5 separate regions of the Homo sapiens genome follow, and all the other regions are linked to region 5. Evidence: chromatin contacts called from ENCODE Hi-C or POLR2A ChIA-PET data. All regions are on one chromosome and are shown on one strand. The core of a region is the stretch at or near the end of the contact, and the rest is flanking DNA. Distances in the headings are between cores, read along the strand shown.

Evidence for each region. A loop is a pair of places that touch in the nucleus more often than their neighbours do. ChIA-PET counts read pairs that join two places held with the same protein, here RNA polymerase II (POLR2A). Pooled maps may share reads with other maps.
Region 1: a pooled map shows a loop between it and region 5 (10-fold over the local background). The contact joins the enhancer-like site here to the promoter of SECISBP2 in region 5. A Hi-C loop is called at or near these places in 15 of 50 pooled maps.
Region 2: a map of B cell shows a loop between it and region 5 (20-fold over the local background). The contact joins the promoter of SPIN1 here to the promoter of SECISBP2 in region 5. A Hi-C loop is called at or near these places in 10 of 168 maps with a recorded cell type or tissue (B cell, CD4-positive, alpha-beta T cell, CD4-positive, alpha-beta memory T cell and 7 more), 10 of 37 single-sample maps with no recorded cell type and 29 of 50 pooled maps. POLR2A ChIA-PET finds 5 or more read pairs at or near these places in 1 of 52 experiments (MCF 10A).
Region 3: a loop to region 5 is called in a map of IMR-90, with 4 times the contacts of the local background. The contact joins the enhancer-like site here to the promoter of SECISBP2 in region 5. A Hi-C loop is called at or near these places in 1 of 168 maps with a recorded cell type or tissue (IMR-90) and 1 of 50 pooled maps. POLR2A ChIA-PET finds 5 or more read pairs at or near these places in 1 of 52 experiments (OCI-LY7).
Region 4: a map of ascending aorta shows a loop between it and region 5 (8-fold over the local background). The contact joins the promoter of NXNL2 here to the promoter of SECISBP2 in region 5. A Hi-C loop is called at or near these places in 2 of 168 maps with a recorded cell type or tissue (PC-3 and ascending aorta) and 6 of 50 pooled maps. POLR2A ChIA-PET finds 5 or more read pairs at or near these places in 2 of 52 experiments (both WTC11).

What each region holds. Positions count from the first base shown.
Region 1 is chr9:89,998,411-90,001,242 of GRCh38, forward strand. No RefSeq gene overlaps it. Among named protein-coding and RNA genes, the nearest start is that of MIR4290, 24 kb to the right of the region's middle. RefSeq lists enhancers at 1,065-1,234, 1,275-1,344, 1,355-1,404, 1,455-1,544. Within about 2 kb of position 1,446, at least 31 of the 41 ENCODE cell types and tissues checked have a DNase peak (open chromatin) inside an H3K27ac peak, as active enhancers do.
Region 2 is chr9:88,387,056-88,389,856 of GRCh38, forward strand. It overlaps SPIN1 (spindlin 1), which reads left to right and starts at 1,389. Exons shown (of 6, transcript NM_006717.3): 1 at 1,389-1,483. It overlaps LOC124902204 (a long non-coding RNA gene), which reads right to left and starts at 2,144. Exons shown (of 2, transcript XR_007061652.1): 1 at 2,057-2,144; 2 at 1-1,062. RefSeq lists an enhancer at 205-1,064 and a silencer at 1,142-2,041.
Region 3 is chr9:88,748,153-88,750,852 of GRCh38, forward strand. No RefSeq gene overlaps it. Among named protein-coding and RNA genes, the nearest start is that of MIR4289, 3.6 kb to the left of the region's middle. Within about 2 kb of position 1,404, at least 3 of the 41 ENCODE cell types and tissues checked have a DNase peak (open chromatin) inside an H3K27ac peak, as active enhancers do; they include IMR-90, where a contact is called at or near this core.
Region 4 is chr9:88,533,858-88,536,623 of GRCh38, forward strand. It overlaps NXNL2 (nucleoredoxin like 2), which reads left to right and starts at 1,321. Exons shown (of 2, transcript NM_001161625.2): 1 at 1,321-1,879. The coding sequence starts at 1,578. LOC105376134 (a long non-coding RNA gene) reads right to left here and starts at 683. Exons shown (of 2, transcript XR_007061653.1): 1 at 157-683. RefSeq lists enhancers at 1,107-1,941, 1,942-2,766.
Region 5 is chr9:89,317,244-89,320,069 of GRCh38, forward strand. It overlaps SECISBP2 (SECIS binding protein 2), which reads left to right and starts at 1,257. Exons shown (of 17, transcript NM_024077.5): 1 at 1,257-1,369; 2 at 2,409-2,554. The coding sequence starts at 1,334. RefSeq lists an enhancer at 907-1,126 and a silencer at 1,297-1,616.

The DNA of each region.
Region 1 (2,832 bases), core at 196-2,695, 680 kb after region 5:
GGGTTGGCCTAGACCACCCTGGATTCCTTCTCCGGCTGCGTTCTGTGGCCAATGTACTGAGCCCTGCCGGCCTCCTTCCTCAAGAAGCTGGAAATCTGGTAGGAGCTGGAGATGGTTTCACTGGGGTCCCCAGGCTCACCACCCATGGGGCTGCAGAGGGAGTGGTGGAGATACACATGGAGGCCTCCTGGCTCTGGGAGTAGCTTCACACTCATACTCGGGGAATTGTTCTAATGGCTCAGGCTTGAGGCACCACATGCAGTTTTTTTTTTTAAAGTATGGTATTAATTTATACTTGTCTGTTGTTTATCCAATAAATGGCGTTCCAAATAGCAGGGCACTAGCCTGAACGGGAGAGGAGTGTGGATTCTGTTCTAAGCATGTTACAGCATCTGCTTTCATACTCATGCATATGCACACATGCATATATGTATATCCATGTCTACCTCAGGCGTGGGCACTTGCTGACTTATCAGGCATAGCCAAAGATAAAAGGCAACACTATGCTCCATGGAGGATGAATCTCACTTGGGTAATAAAATGACAAAGAAAACTAGAGAACTAATGGCCATAAGACTCAGCCCAGCTGTGCCCCAGGAGGGAGGAGAGATTTGGGAGTGGGGTTCTGTAGGGGGGTGGGAAGGCTCTAGAGTGGGTGCTGGGGGTTACAAGCATTTTTGCCTTATAGGACTTCATTAAACTTCATGTTTGCTTTATGCAGCTTCCTGTACTTGTGGGACATTTACTGTTAAATATATACTTTCATATATATGTGCAGATATACCTCAATATATATGTATATATATGTCTGTATGTGTGTGTTGTATGTACACACACATACACAGAGACATTACAGACATGTACTCACTCTCTTTCACCTGAGTTGGCAGAAAGTTTTGTTGCTGGGCCCTGCTGAGATAACCGGTTTGCCCAGTGGCTTGCTGGCCTTGCCAGGCTGTGCTGAGCTGTTCTGCGATGGCTGGCAGGCGCTGCCTGGGCTAGAACTGGTAGTAGAGCTCCAGGTTTTAAATGGACCTAGGGGGATCAGCCCAGGGTTCCATGCAGGTTTAGCAGGTAGGGTGTAGCAGGCCACAGCTCTGAGAAGGCTCTGACCTGGCAAATGCTCACGGACTTGAGGCCTGCCCTGCCTGACAGCGGCTCTGATTTCCTGACCTGTGCACAGGAGCTGGCTGAGGGGCAGCCCCTGCAGGCTTAGAGTTTTCTGGTGAAAAGTGTTGTGGCAAAAGGAGCTTGAGCTGGTCCCCCAGTACCTCTGGGCCATGTGGGGCCTTCCCCCTCCCGAGGAGAGGGGCATGACTGAGATGTGCCCTCTGCCCCAGGGAGGCACACACCAGGGCAGGGCTAGGAGACACTCAGCCTCAGTAGCCACTTTCCAGTCAAGGGCCTGGGGTCACAGAAACCTCAGGGCTCCTTCCTGTAAGTCGGGGTGGTTCTCAGCAGCAAGCTTTCACTTTCCATGCCTGGCTGGGACAGCTGGGTATTGAGACTGAAGAGACAGCCCACCTCTCCTTCTGCCCAGAAAGTGAAAATGCCTGAGAAGGCGCTGGGAGTGACTGGGGACAGCCAGATGAAGGTCCAGTTCTGGTGTCGGGTCCCTGAGGAGGGAGCTCTGTGGACTGGCTCCGTAGCACATGCTCCTGGGGCTTGCCTGGCACCGGTGCAGGGATCAAGGTCGGAGTCCACTGGCTGCTGGGAAGGCTGGCATTGGAGTTACACTAAGGCGCTGAGCAGCGTTAGGCACTCAAAATCTATTTTAAGCCTTGTGTAAACATGCATGAGGCGAAGTCTCCCTCTCCCTGCTGCTCCTGCAGAAAGAGCTGTCCTTTGCATTGCCAACTTCTCAGGGTTCTTGTGGAGGTTAAGCAAGTGCTGTTTTGATTTTTTTCTGGAGGTGAAGTGAATTATAGCCTTGTTGTTTTAATAAGTCACAATATTTACAAGTTCATTTCTTTGAACTGTGTGTGGGGGGTTATTTTGTCTGCAATTTTGAAGGTAAATAATTTTCTGCTGTTTCACTGTCGTTTCAGCCAGATATTTTTGTTTGGTTTGGTTTTCAAAAGGAGGAGAAGGGAACTAGCTTTTATGGAAGGTCTTTGCTCTGTCCTTACCAACGCGGGAGTTGTGCTTCCATTACCTTCTTTAATCATTTTCATAAGGATTTTTGTACAAATGATGAGGAATGACGGGTGGTTTTAAATTTGTTTTTCAGAAAGAAGTAATGCATGACTCTGATTTGCGGCTGCAGGATAAATCCGAACTATTTCAGGGAGATGTCATGGAGAGCTCATCTCTCAGCATCAAAGTTGCCTCTCCTGACTTTTGAATTTTAAGTGTTCTGTGTGGAAGAAAAATGGAGACAACAAATTTCTATGCATGGATTCAAAGAATCCTCGTAATATACAGACTACATTCTCCCCAGCTTTTTATCTCTATATATTCTTTTTGTTGAGTTTCAACCACATAGGGTTGAAATTCACCTTCCCACATTACATTTTTCATCAATAGTTGAAGACCTATGTATGTAAATATCAGGAACTATCAGAACTCCCTGCAACAGGAAACCTGACCCCCAACTCCCCCGAAATGCATCATGATAAACAGTCACTTGCCAAAATAACAAATCAGCTTCCTGGAACATGCTTGCTCAAAACCAGGAGAGGAGCTTAGAGACGTCAGCTTGACTTCTGCCTCGTACGCAGGAAGGGTGACCTTCAAAGATCAAACATCGTCCCAAATCTCCCTTCATCTTGTAGTACTCCTGCTTGTCGTAGCTCCTGTTACCATCAGGTACTGGGCCAACCATCCGTCATG
Region 2 (2,801 bases), core at 139-2,638, 930 kb before region 5:
AGTGAGACTCCGTCTAAAAAAACAAAAAAGACATTAAACACACAAATGAAAGTGAGTAATTTCTCAACACTTGGTAACTTGTAAGTACAGCGATACACTTTTATATCTCAGTTTTGAAATTAGCTCTCTAGTTGGCCTGTGAACGTCCCATGCCTGCCAAGTGTGTCATCTGAGACAAGCACTTCAATTTGTTTGAGCAGGCATCTATCAATCTTATTTGTTAGAAAAGGTGCCAGTGAAACCCCAAAGAGTATTGCTAACTAATAACTGTGCTGCAGTTTAGAGTGTTCAAGGTGCTTTCCAGTAACATGTTCTGGAATTTGATCTGACAACGCTTTGGGAGGCGGTTTATTACGATGAGGCTGCGCTGTCGCACTCGAGGAACCAGGTCAGTGACCTGCTCCAGGACACGGGACTGGCGGGGAGGGGAGAGCGCCTGGACTCAGCCTCCAAGTCTCGCACTCGACTCTGCAGGAGTAAAAACTATTCTTGATCCTACCTCTCTCCCTTCTGCAAACAAGCAACAAAATGCTGAAAAGGCATCTTAACTGAAACGGAAGTCAAATGAATTCGCGTGCGATCATGGGAATTTTTGGCTCCTAACCTTGCGAGTAGAGCTGGGTGAGTTCCATTTGTGGTGGGGGAGTGGAAACAGGTTTCTGGGCTTGCAGAAGCCACATCCCGTCCCCACACAACCTAGGACAGGCCAGGTACTTGTAGGTGAGGCTCCGGGGCTCCAGCTAACCTGAGCTACCTGGGCTGGGCTTTGTGCGGGGAGGCAGCAAGCGGGGTGAGCCGGCGACGACGCCGGCCTCTACGCAGTGCGGTGGTGAAGACGTCTCTTCCAGGGAGTCACAGGAAGCAAATCCATCCTTTTAAAGGGCTCGCGTCCCGCGGCCCTGAACCGGCGCGCTGGAGCAGTAATGCGACGTTCTCCGAGGTTCAAGGCTCACGGCCCAGCCCTGTGATCCAGTTTCCTCAGTCTTCGCGGTGTGCACCACTCAGGACGACTTGCGGCTTACGTCCAGGACAAAGGGGGCTTGTCCTTTCTTCAACGTCCTACTGCGCAAAAACGAAGCCCTTCTCAGGCTGCCTGCCTTCCAGGAAAAGCTGCGCCCCCTCAGGAACCTGTGCCCCGCGCGCCTGCCGCCGCCCATTCCCGGCGCGCACCTGGCAGTCCCGGGCTCGAGCCCCGCCCTGCCGCCAGCCAGGTGAGAGGGGCCAGGCCCCGCCCTCGCCGGCCCCGCCCCGCCCCACTGCGCCTGCGCAGTCGGCCGTCGGCGCCAGGCGCCGGGGCGGCGCGGCCGTCGCAGTTCGGCGGGCGCAGTGCGCGTGCGCCCTGACTGTTGGGGGGCGGGCGGCGTCCGCGGCGAGGGAGCGGGGGCGGGGAGGCGCCGTCTGGCTCAGGCTGGGGCCGGCGGGAGCGCGAACGAGCGACGGCGGAACCCGTGGGCCTGTGGACTGCAGCCTCGGCGGTCAGCAGGTGAGGCCCGCGCAGGGCGGGCGTGGGTCGTGAGGGAGTGCGGGCTGCGGGCGGGCCAGCGGTGCGGCGGTCTGCCCGGGGGCGCAGGTGAGCGCGGCCCGCGCGGGGCCCGGCGGAGCATTGTCCAGCGGGCGGCGCCCGCATAGCGCCCCCTGCCGGCTGGGCCGCGGCGGGGACCCGGGCTGGGCGGGCCTGGGCCTCGGGGCGGGCGCGCGCTCCTTTGTTCGCCGGCCCCTACTCCTCCGTGCCCCCATCCCCGCCGCCCCCCGCCAACATGGCCGCCACCCTCTCGTCCCCAGTTCCCCGGCCGCCGCCGGCCCCTTAGCGCGCGCTTTGTTTGGAGCCGGGCGGGGAGGCCGGCGGGCAGGGGGCGGCGGCGCTGCGCAGTCGGGCGCGGGGAGGGGGCGCTGCGCCAGAATGCAGGCGGGGAGGGGGAACGTTGCATAATCCCGGGCCGGCGACGGGGGCGGGGCGGGGGGAGGGGCGGGACCCCGGCGCGACGGGTCGGGTCACCCCGGGGACGCGGGCCTGCCCTGGGGCCACCCCTCCCAGGCCCGGGGGATGGCCGCGGACCTTGTAAGTTGCAGGCTCCGCGGTTCGCGGCGCCGGAACGCCCACCGGCCAGTCCTCGCGCCCGCGCAGCCCCTTTCCTGATGCGCCGTCTCTTCGCCGCCCTCCGTGGGGGCGCGGCGAACGGGTTGCGTGCTCTGGAGAGAGACAGGCACTTTTCCTCTCCATCGTGAGTGACCTTGGGTGTATTCGTCAAGGAATGTGTTGAAACGAATTGTGCGATGCGGGAACTGCGCAGCGCCTCGGGTTTGGCTTTCTCGAGCATTTTATTGCATTGATTGTGCGTTCTCGATTTTACAGAGGTTCGTTTTGAGTAATGGCTTCAGTAATGTCATCGTATACGCATTTCAAAGTTTGTTTATGGAATTGTTTTTACATTTATTCTCTTTTTACTTATAATTTTTGAATCAGATTTTGTGTTTTGGAGAGATTTTCCGTACGTGGTGGAAGTGTTTTCACTCATGGTAAATATGGATTGTTTGGCAATTTTATCACGTTAATCACAAAACAATACCAGGAACATTTAAATGTCTTAAAGGATTTCACTCTACATGACTTGTGCCAGAGACGACACACGTACCAAAACGCGATTACCTGTCTTAACTTTTTTTCTATTGGAATTTTCTGGAAGGAATTCCATGCAATCCGAAAGGATTAATGGAGGGTACAGTAATTGCTTTCTACATCGCTTTTGTTAAGCAGTGAAAATTAAACTTGGAGATTTATACCTGGATATACTGAGTTTTTT
Region 3 (2,700 bases), core at 154-2,653, 570 kb before region 5:
AAGATGAAGCTAATCAGCACTTCCACTGCCTCACATGGTTACCATTATTTTTGTGTGTGTGAGGACACTTCAGTTCTACTCTCTTAGCACATTTTCAACATACAGTACAGTATTATTAACTATAGTTACCATGCAGTTCATGGATCCTCAGAACTTAAGTATCTTATCACTGGAAATTTGTACCCTTTGACCAAAATCCACACAGTTTTTTCCTACTCCCCAGCCCCTGGTAACTGCCCTTCTACTTTCTGCTTCTAAGAGGTCAACTTCATTAGAGTCTGGTGCATATGTCTGTACTATGGAGTAGTATTCAGCCTTAAAAAAGAAGGACATCCTGCCGTTTGTGACAACAGGGGTGAATTCAGAGGACAGTGTGCTAAGTGAAAGACGCCAGACAAGAAGGACAAATACCAGATGGCTGTTCCTGAGAATCGAAGCAGGAAGAAGTTGCCCTTGACACTGAGCCCTTCCTGTGGCCAGAGGAAGCTGAAGGCAAAGAGGGAGGCTGGACCGTCCAGGTGAGAGGCACCTGACTGACCAGTGTCCAGCATGCTTGGCCTGGGGCAGCAGGGCTGATTGTGCAACCCAGCCTTTGGCTTCTCAGAGGCCCTGGAACAGCACACATTCCCTGGTGGTTTGAAATCTGAGAGCCGGAAAGAGCTTTCTGCCTTTCCTTTTGTGTCAGCTCACTTACTTGAAGAAAGCCCATCATCACAATGTTTTCTTTGGGTCCTGCTTACAGGATCTGGGCTTGTTTTGTTTTTCTTCTTGTTGTGTAGGGAGGGACCAGGATGGGAAAGCAATGTCCCTTGTAATTGTTGGGGTTTGTGCTTCTCTTGTAAAGCCTTGGGCTCAAGACCAGTGATCTGCAGTATAATGAGACTCGGCCAGGCCCTGCTCCCTGGAGGAGACAGAGGGACCATGCTGGTAACTTCCTTAACATCATTCAAAGGAAAGCCCAGTTTTTGTTTTCTCCTAAAGTGAAACTGCAGCCCTAGGTAAAAGGTACCTTGTAACCCCACGGATGTCTGTCTTCTACCTTCTCATTTCCCTTCTTCCTCTTCCTTTCTTTTGCCTTTTTCCCTTTTCCTATTTCTATGTTCCATAATCTGGAAGACCCATATATTTTCCAACTTTACTAATGTTTCCAAGAATTTGCATTAAAAGTAGCTGCTACAGTTCCTCATTAACTTGGACCCCATCTCTGGGAGTAAAGTGGGCAATTATTTCTCTGATTAACAAGGGAGGAGACAATGGGCACAGGGGCTCCTTCAAACCCAGACAGTGTTGTTTGTATCTAGATACTGCTAGACCACTTATGTCATTTTGGTTTGGTTCCCACATTTAATATCTTCCCCAAGTCATGTTGACCAACTCTGACTCAAAGGCCAGGATTCTTGGTTGTCCCGAGGCCCTGTTTCCCCACTGTTGAGTTGACAAGCCCATGGGAATTTCCCAGGGGTATGTGTAGCTCTGAGTTCTGGATAGTGTTTGCCACAGGACTGGGCTTCTGATGACACCAGGAGCACACACACATTGCTTAGCAAGAGTGTGCAGCTTACAGAATGGCCAGGCAGAAAGTAGAAAAGAGAGAGAGAAAAAAAGCAAAACTCGAGCTCAATCCAGAGACTCAAGCAGGGAAAAGATGCAGTGATTCTAGAGTGGCATGTGGGCCTTCAGAGGTGAACTCATGGAGGAGATGTGCAAAGTTTTGTGTCTGCACCATGTGGCACTCCACTGCTTATGACAGTGAAGTTTCAACCACCAACAAATGGCCCAGGGCAGGGGATTGTGACTTTTGGATTGCATGGATCACCAATATTTTAAAAGGAGATTCAAACAACACAACTGCTCCTTATCATCTCCTCAATTCATAAGAGAAACGGCAGCTGAACACTCCAAAAGTGTAAGAAGTACATAATCTCAGAACAATGGACAATCTTTAAATAGGATAAAGTTGTCTTTATGAAAAATTTATTACACTGTTTATATTTATCTGGTTTTATTATGGACTTGTAGGAACTTGGTTTCTGAGAGCACTGGTCCTGTGCTGTCTTGGGCCATTAGCCTAGAACAAGGGTGTTAGATGGGCGTTAACTTCAGGGCCAGCTCCAGCAATGGCCAGTGGATGACTGGGAACACTGTTGGGAAGGATTCTGAAGTGGAGTCCAGGCTCAATCATTAATTAGCAATATCTGACATGGGCATCATGGTCATTTTGAAGCACGTTCACAAATCCTTTTGCACTACTTTCATTGAAAGGGGGAAATCTAACTTTTAGATATGGTTTGGCTTGCTTCTGACAGACAGAATGTGACTTTTGAGCACTCACACTTGGAACCCAGCCACCACTGTGTGAAGAAGCGCACAGCATACGAGGTAGTCGGCAACACATGGGTGCCCAGAACAAGAGCCCAGCTGAGGTCCCAGCAGACAGTCAGCGTCCCCCACCAGGCACCTGAGCTAGCCTACTGGTGATCCCATCAGCAGTCATCAAGCTTCCCCAGACAGAAGTGTGTGAAGCAGTGGGAAATTGCTCCTGCCAAGTCCCGGTCAATGTTACAAATTTGTGGTGAAAAAAATATTGCCATTATCATAAACTATGAGTTTTTGGGGTGGCTTGTTATGCAGCAGAAGATAACCAGAGCAATCCCAGGATGGAAATGTGGCAGCAAACATTCACTATCCCTATCCAGAGCA
Region 4 (2,766 bases), core at 71-2,570, 780 kb before region 5:
CTTCAAATAAAACATTCTGTAAGGACTGCTCCCAATTTCTTCCTGAACTTCACGAACCCTCCCAGCCAGGCCACAGGATGTCAGGGGCAAACACCCTGAACCAACGGAGCTCAGGTTCCCTACCACCCCGCCCAAGCCCGCTCCAAGCCCAATTACCCTTCCCCTTCCTCGTCGTCCCATCCTCCCTGATGCCTCTTCCAGGGTGCTGGGCCGCGCGGCAAGAGCTCCAAGGCAAGATTCAAATGCCCTGGGGAGACGGCTGCGGGACACCTGCGGCGGGGCCCGGCAGGGAGCGCGAGACTGGAAGAGAGGCCAGGAGGGAAGGAGAGCGACGCGGGGTTTTGGGGGAGGGGCTGCGTGGGGCGCTGAAGGGGAGCGCGAGGAGTGGGAGGAAGTGAAGGAGGAGGAAGAGCACGGTGTGGGGGAAGCGCAGGAGGCAATAGGTGGGGCGGGACGGAGGGCAGGGCGCTGCGTCGGGAGAAAGTGTAGAAGCGCTGGGGAGAGTGCCCACGACGGGAGAGCCCAGGGGCGCGAGGGCGCGGGAGTGTGGGCGGGGCGCAGTGGGGATGGGGGCGGGGGCGCGGGATGTGGTAGGGGGCGTAGTGGGGAGAGAGTGCAGGAGTGTGGGCAGGGCGCAGTGTGGGGAGGGTGCGGGAGTGTGAGCGGGGCGCAGTGGAGGGAGTGCAGGATGTGGGCTGGACAACCAGTGGGAGAGGGCGCGGGAGGTGGGCGGGGCGCAGTCGGGATGGGGGCGGGGGCGCGGGATGTCGGCGGGCCGCAGTGAGGGGGAGGGCGCGGGAGTGTGGGCGGGGCGCAGTGGGGGAGGGAGCGGGAGTGTGCGCGGGGCGCAGTGAGGGGAAACTGTGGAATGTGGGCGAGGCGCAGTTGGAGAAGAGTGCGGGGATGTGGGCGGGGCGCAGTGAGGGGAAACTGTGGAATGTGGGCGAGGCGCAGTTGGAGGAGAGTGCGGGGATGTGGGCGGGGTGCGGTGGGGGAGGGTGCGGAGATGTGGGCGGGGCGCAGTGGGTGGAGAGTGTAGGGATGTGGGCCCAGCGCAGTGGGGGACAGTGTGGGGATGCGGGCGAGGCGCAGTGGGGGCGGGGGCGGGGATGTGGGCGGGGCGCAGTGGGTGGAGAGTGCGGGATGTGGGCGGGGCGCAGTGGGTGGAGAGTGCGGAATGTGGGCGGGGCGCAGTTGGGGAGCTTGCGGGGAATGTGGGCGGGGCGCAGTGGTGGGAGGGCGCAGGAGTGTGGGCGGGGCGCAGTTGGGGGAGGGTGCAGAGACCTGAGGGCTTGAGGTTGCCTGGCTGGCCCCGCTCCCAGAGGCGGGTGCCGCGCTGTCGCCCAGGTATCTGGGGTCTCTGGTGTCTGAGTGTCTCATTGTCGGCGCGAACACAATTGCTCCAGCCACAGGCGAGGCCTGGCCAAGGTGTGGGCGCATCTGGGGCAGGTCTTGAGAGGTCCAGCGCCCGGTGGTGCGGACAGAGGCGGGGCACCGCGGCGCTCGCCGCCGCCTCCCCGCAGGTGATCATCCTCCTGCAGGTGTCCTCGGGTCTCAGGTGGCTGCGTGTCTGCGCCATGGTTGACATTCTGGGCGAGCGGCACCTGGTGACCTGTAAGGGCGCGACGGTGGAGGCCGAGGCGGCGCTGCAGAACAAGGTGGTGGCACTGTACTTCGCGGCGGCCCGGTGCGCGCCGAGCCGCGACTTCACGCCGCTGCTCTGCGACTTCTATACGGCGCTGGTGGCCGAGGCGCGGCGGCCCGCGCCCTTCGAAGTGGTCTTCGTGTCAGCCGACGGCAGCTCCCAGGAGATGCTGGACTTCATGCGCGAGCTGCATGGCGCCTGGCTGGCGCTGCCCTTCCACGACCCCTACCGGCAGTGAGTGGGGGTCCTGGGGGGGCGGGGGCCGCCCGGCACGTCTCCCCCATGTTCCCCCAGGCCTCCCCCTCTGCACTGGGGAGCTCTTTATGACGCCCCCCCCCAACACCTCCCCGTCTCTCGGTTCACGTCCGGACTCCGGTAAATCACACTCAGTCTCAGTTTCAACCTCTCTTGGAGACCAGGGAGGGTGCAGACCAGATTCGAAAACCCAGGGCATCGGCACCCCAAGGGGGCTCGTGGAGCATGGACGCGGGCGCGTTTCTGCCTGGGGTCTGGAGCTCCGGGAATCTGCATTGCGAAGGAGCTCCCAGTGGTGGTGATGCTGTGAGTTCGCGGGCTCGGCTCCGGGAACCGCCGGCCCAATCAGCCCTGGACTCCCGGCGCCGCTGCGTCATCCTCCCAGTTAGTGGGCAGGAAGCACAGGGACATGACCCGGTGTCTGGATGCGGGGATGAGGGATGACCCGCGAGGACATCAGCTCTGTGACAGGCACCCACAGTGCAGGCCGTGGTTGGTTTGCTGGGAGGGAGGGACGGGGGCTTCAAGGCTGGCAGGAACCCAGGTGCTGGCCACCTTTGCGGTTTCATTTTTACCGACACTGATGGAATTTCATCACTAGAGAAGCATAAAACTCATTACTATAAACTTTATTACTCTAACTGTTGCAAAGGAGGGGGTAGGGATTGGCAGAGAGGGGATTACAGGGATTGATTGTTCTGCTTTTGGGGTGGGTCTCCTGTGGTCTCCTATGGTGTAAGAGTCCAGACTTAGGTTTAAAGCAGGCCTCGTCAAGTATGTTGTCCTGGCCACCCCCTTCTAGGTACCAATGTGAATTTCTGGGTTTTGCTTTACAGCCTCACATTTCTGGAGATTATCATTAAGTT
Region 5 (2,826 bases), core at 7-2,506:
TTTACACATGAGGGCAATAAATTTTGAAGGTTGTGATTAGCAGCATCCTAAAATCTACTGCCACTACCATAGGTTGTGTCCAGGGTAACCAACAGAAACATGACAAAATCAAGTAAACTTCATTACACTTCCGGGTAGACCCAATAGTGCTGAAAGGAAGGCGACAGCTACCCCTAAACTTCCAGCATAAATTCCTGCCAGACCAGACCCTAAGGATCACTTCTGCTAGAGGCTGTGTAGTGAACTGAGACCCACCAGGACAGAAATCTGAAAAAACTGGAGCTGCACCTGCCTTACTTGCTTGAAATACTTCGTATTCAATGGTAGAGTTAACGTCTGTGCAAGGGACAGAGGAAACCTACAATTTGCCTCAACCTAATCCCCATTCCTCAAATAGCCTGTTTTGCTGACATTTTCTGTTCCTTAAATCCACTTGCACTTTCCTCCAAGCCTTTGAGTGAGAGGAAAGTTCCTCCTCCATCTATTGAAATCCACTCTGCATTCTTCCCTGTACTTTTGGTCAACCTCCTATCCCTGCCGCACTTTATACATTTCTCTCAATATTTAACGAATTTGCTCTGTGTAGAACTTTTTTTTTCTCGTGAAAATTATACTATTCCATCTCTTGACCATATCTTAGCACTTTTTTTAATTTTTGAAAGAAACCGAGCGATTTTTAAATTATTTTCTGTGGCTACTTCCAAACTTAAGGTTTCTGGAAATTTAGGATACCATCAAGAGTCTTGTAGGCTTTCCAGGTTTGTAGGACCTACAGGGTATGCAATTCCTGTAAGTCACCAATCTTGGGGAAATTTTAGGGAAATGCAGTGGCGGGGGTGAGAGTAATCTCGGCCTCCTCAGTTTCCTTATTAGTAAATCTTTCTCTTCAGGTGACTGCTCAAAGGTCACCTCAGCGAGAGGCCTTTCCAGACTACCCCATCCCGTCCTAACGCTAGACTCGTGAGGCCCAGGGGAGAAAAGTAAATCACGGCCTAACTCTTGTTTATAGTCGCTACTGCCTTGGTGGAGACTATCTCCGATATCCCAGCACTAAAAGGCAGATCCAAGACTCCCGCAAGCTACGGTGGGTCCCCAGCCCAGAGGACTCCTGGGGGTCCCCATTTTCCGCAAGCGCCCCACTGCCTCCACGTGCTGCCCGCGCAGGTCCAGTGCCGCCGCCGCGTACTTCCGGCCGGAAGAAAGGGCGGGCTCTGTCGCTTTGCTGTGACGCACTTCCTGGCGTCGCCTGCGGGGGCGGAAACGCTTTGTCTGTCCGGCAAGCCGACGGCCCGCTGCTGGCCTCCGTGACGCGGCCTCCTCCGCGCCTCGCGGCATGGCGTCGGAGGGGCCGCGGGAGCCCGAAAGCGAGGTAAGGGCCGACGGGGGCTCTCTCGGCAGCCTCAGTCCGTCCGCCTGCCTCGCACTGGGGGCTCGGCCGGGCGGTGACGGGGCTGGTCCAGCGGGCGTGGGTCGGATGCTGGTGACGGCACGGGAGCGCCCTACCGGGTGGCCGCGATCTTCGCGCCCCGCCTCGGGTCCGCCTTGGGGTGGCGGTCAGCGGCTACAGACCCCGCCCACAGTTAGCGCCGCGTCTGTGGTGCGATGTCACCCAGCGCAGTGACTGCGGCCCAGCCCGGCGCTCCCCGCAGTCGGGGCGGGGGGACTCTGGCGAGCTTCCCGCGCTCTTGGGAACGGATAGATTGTTTTAAAGGATCCTGCGTTTTTCTGAACGTCATTCTCCGCTCTACGTACTCAGCATTACCACTAGATGGAGCCCTGGCGATCGCTTGCATCATTTTTAGACCCATAAAATTCTCGGTGAAAGTAAATCTCTTACTACGTCACTAAAAACTAAAGAAAGAAATCTTAGTGAATTGAAATTTCAAAGGCTCGTGGTGATAATATTTTCTAGCAAAGCAAGGTTTGGTATTTCAATAAAGCAAGACTTAGTGGTTCATGAGTAAAATGCATATGCTTTTGTGCAACTTTTTCAAGAAAATGTAATGGAAATAAACGTCTGCAGTGTGTTTTGGGTGCTGTAGTTAAACAGTCCACGTGTATTTGACTGCAGTAGTTGTACTGTGTGCAGTTCTATTATTTCTAAGTGAATCTGTGGTAAAAACACCCTTATTCCAAGATCTAAACTATATAATCTGTGTTGTTTTATTTCCACTTGAATTCGTTGTCATTTTTCACTTTTAATGTTTGAACTACTGCCTTTTCTACAAAAAAAAAAGCATTGGGGAGAAATCGTTAGCAAGCAGGTTCTTGTCTTTACGAGGCAGAAGTTTTTAAACAACATCGGGAACATTTCTGGGGCTATTAGGAACACCTCTTGGGTCTTTTTGTTTGTTTATATTTGCTTGATCTCTGAATGTTTGTGGCCAAAACCTCATATTTTTCCTCAGGGCATCAAGTTATCAGCAGATGTCAAACCATTTGTCCCCAGATTTGCCGGGCTCAATGTGGCATGGTTAGAGTCCTCAGAAGCATGTGTCTTCCCCAGCTCTGCAGCCACATACTATCCGTTTGTTCAGGAACCACCAGTGACAGAGTATGTATCTTTCTAAAAGTCTTACCTAGGGGCTTACATTTTGGATTTAATGGTGATTAGACTTTCAAATACTCAGCAGTTACTGCACTAAAGTTCTGCAGATGATGAGAGAATGCTCTTCAACCAAGAAGAGTCTGAGCCAGTAGCACAACTTAACTGTATCCTGTGCCAAAAACAGAAGCTTTAACTCCCCTTTTTTTTCTTCATACTCATTGTTATTTTCGGCAAAGAAATAGTAGAGACTGCATTGCATTTGTTAATAAGAAATGCAG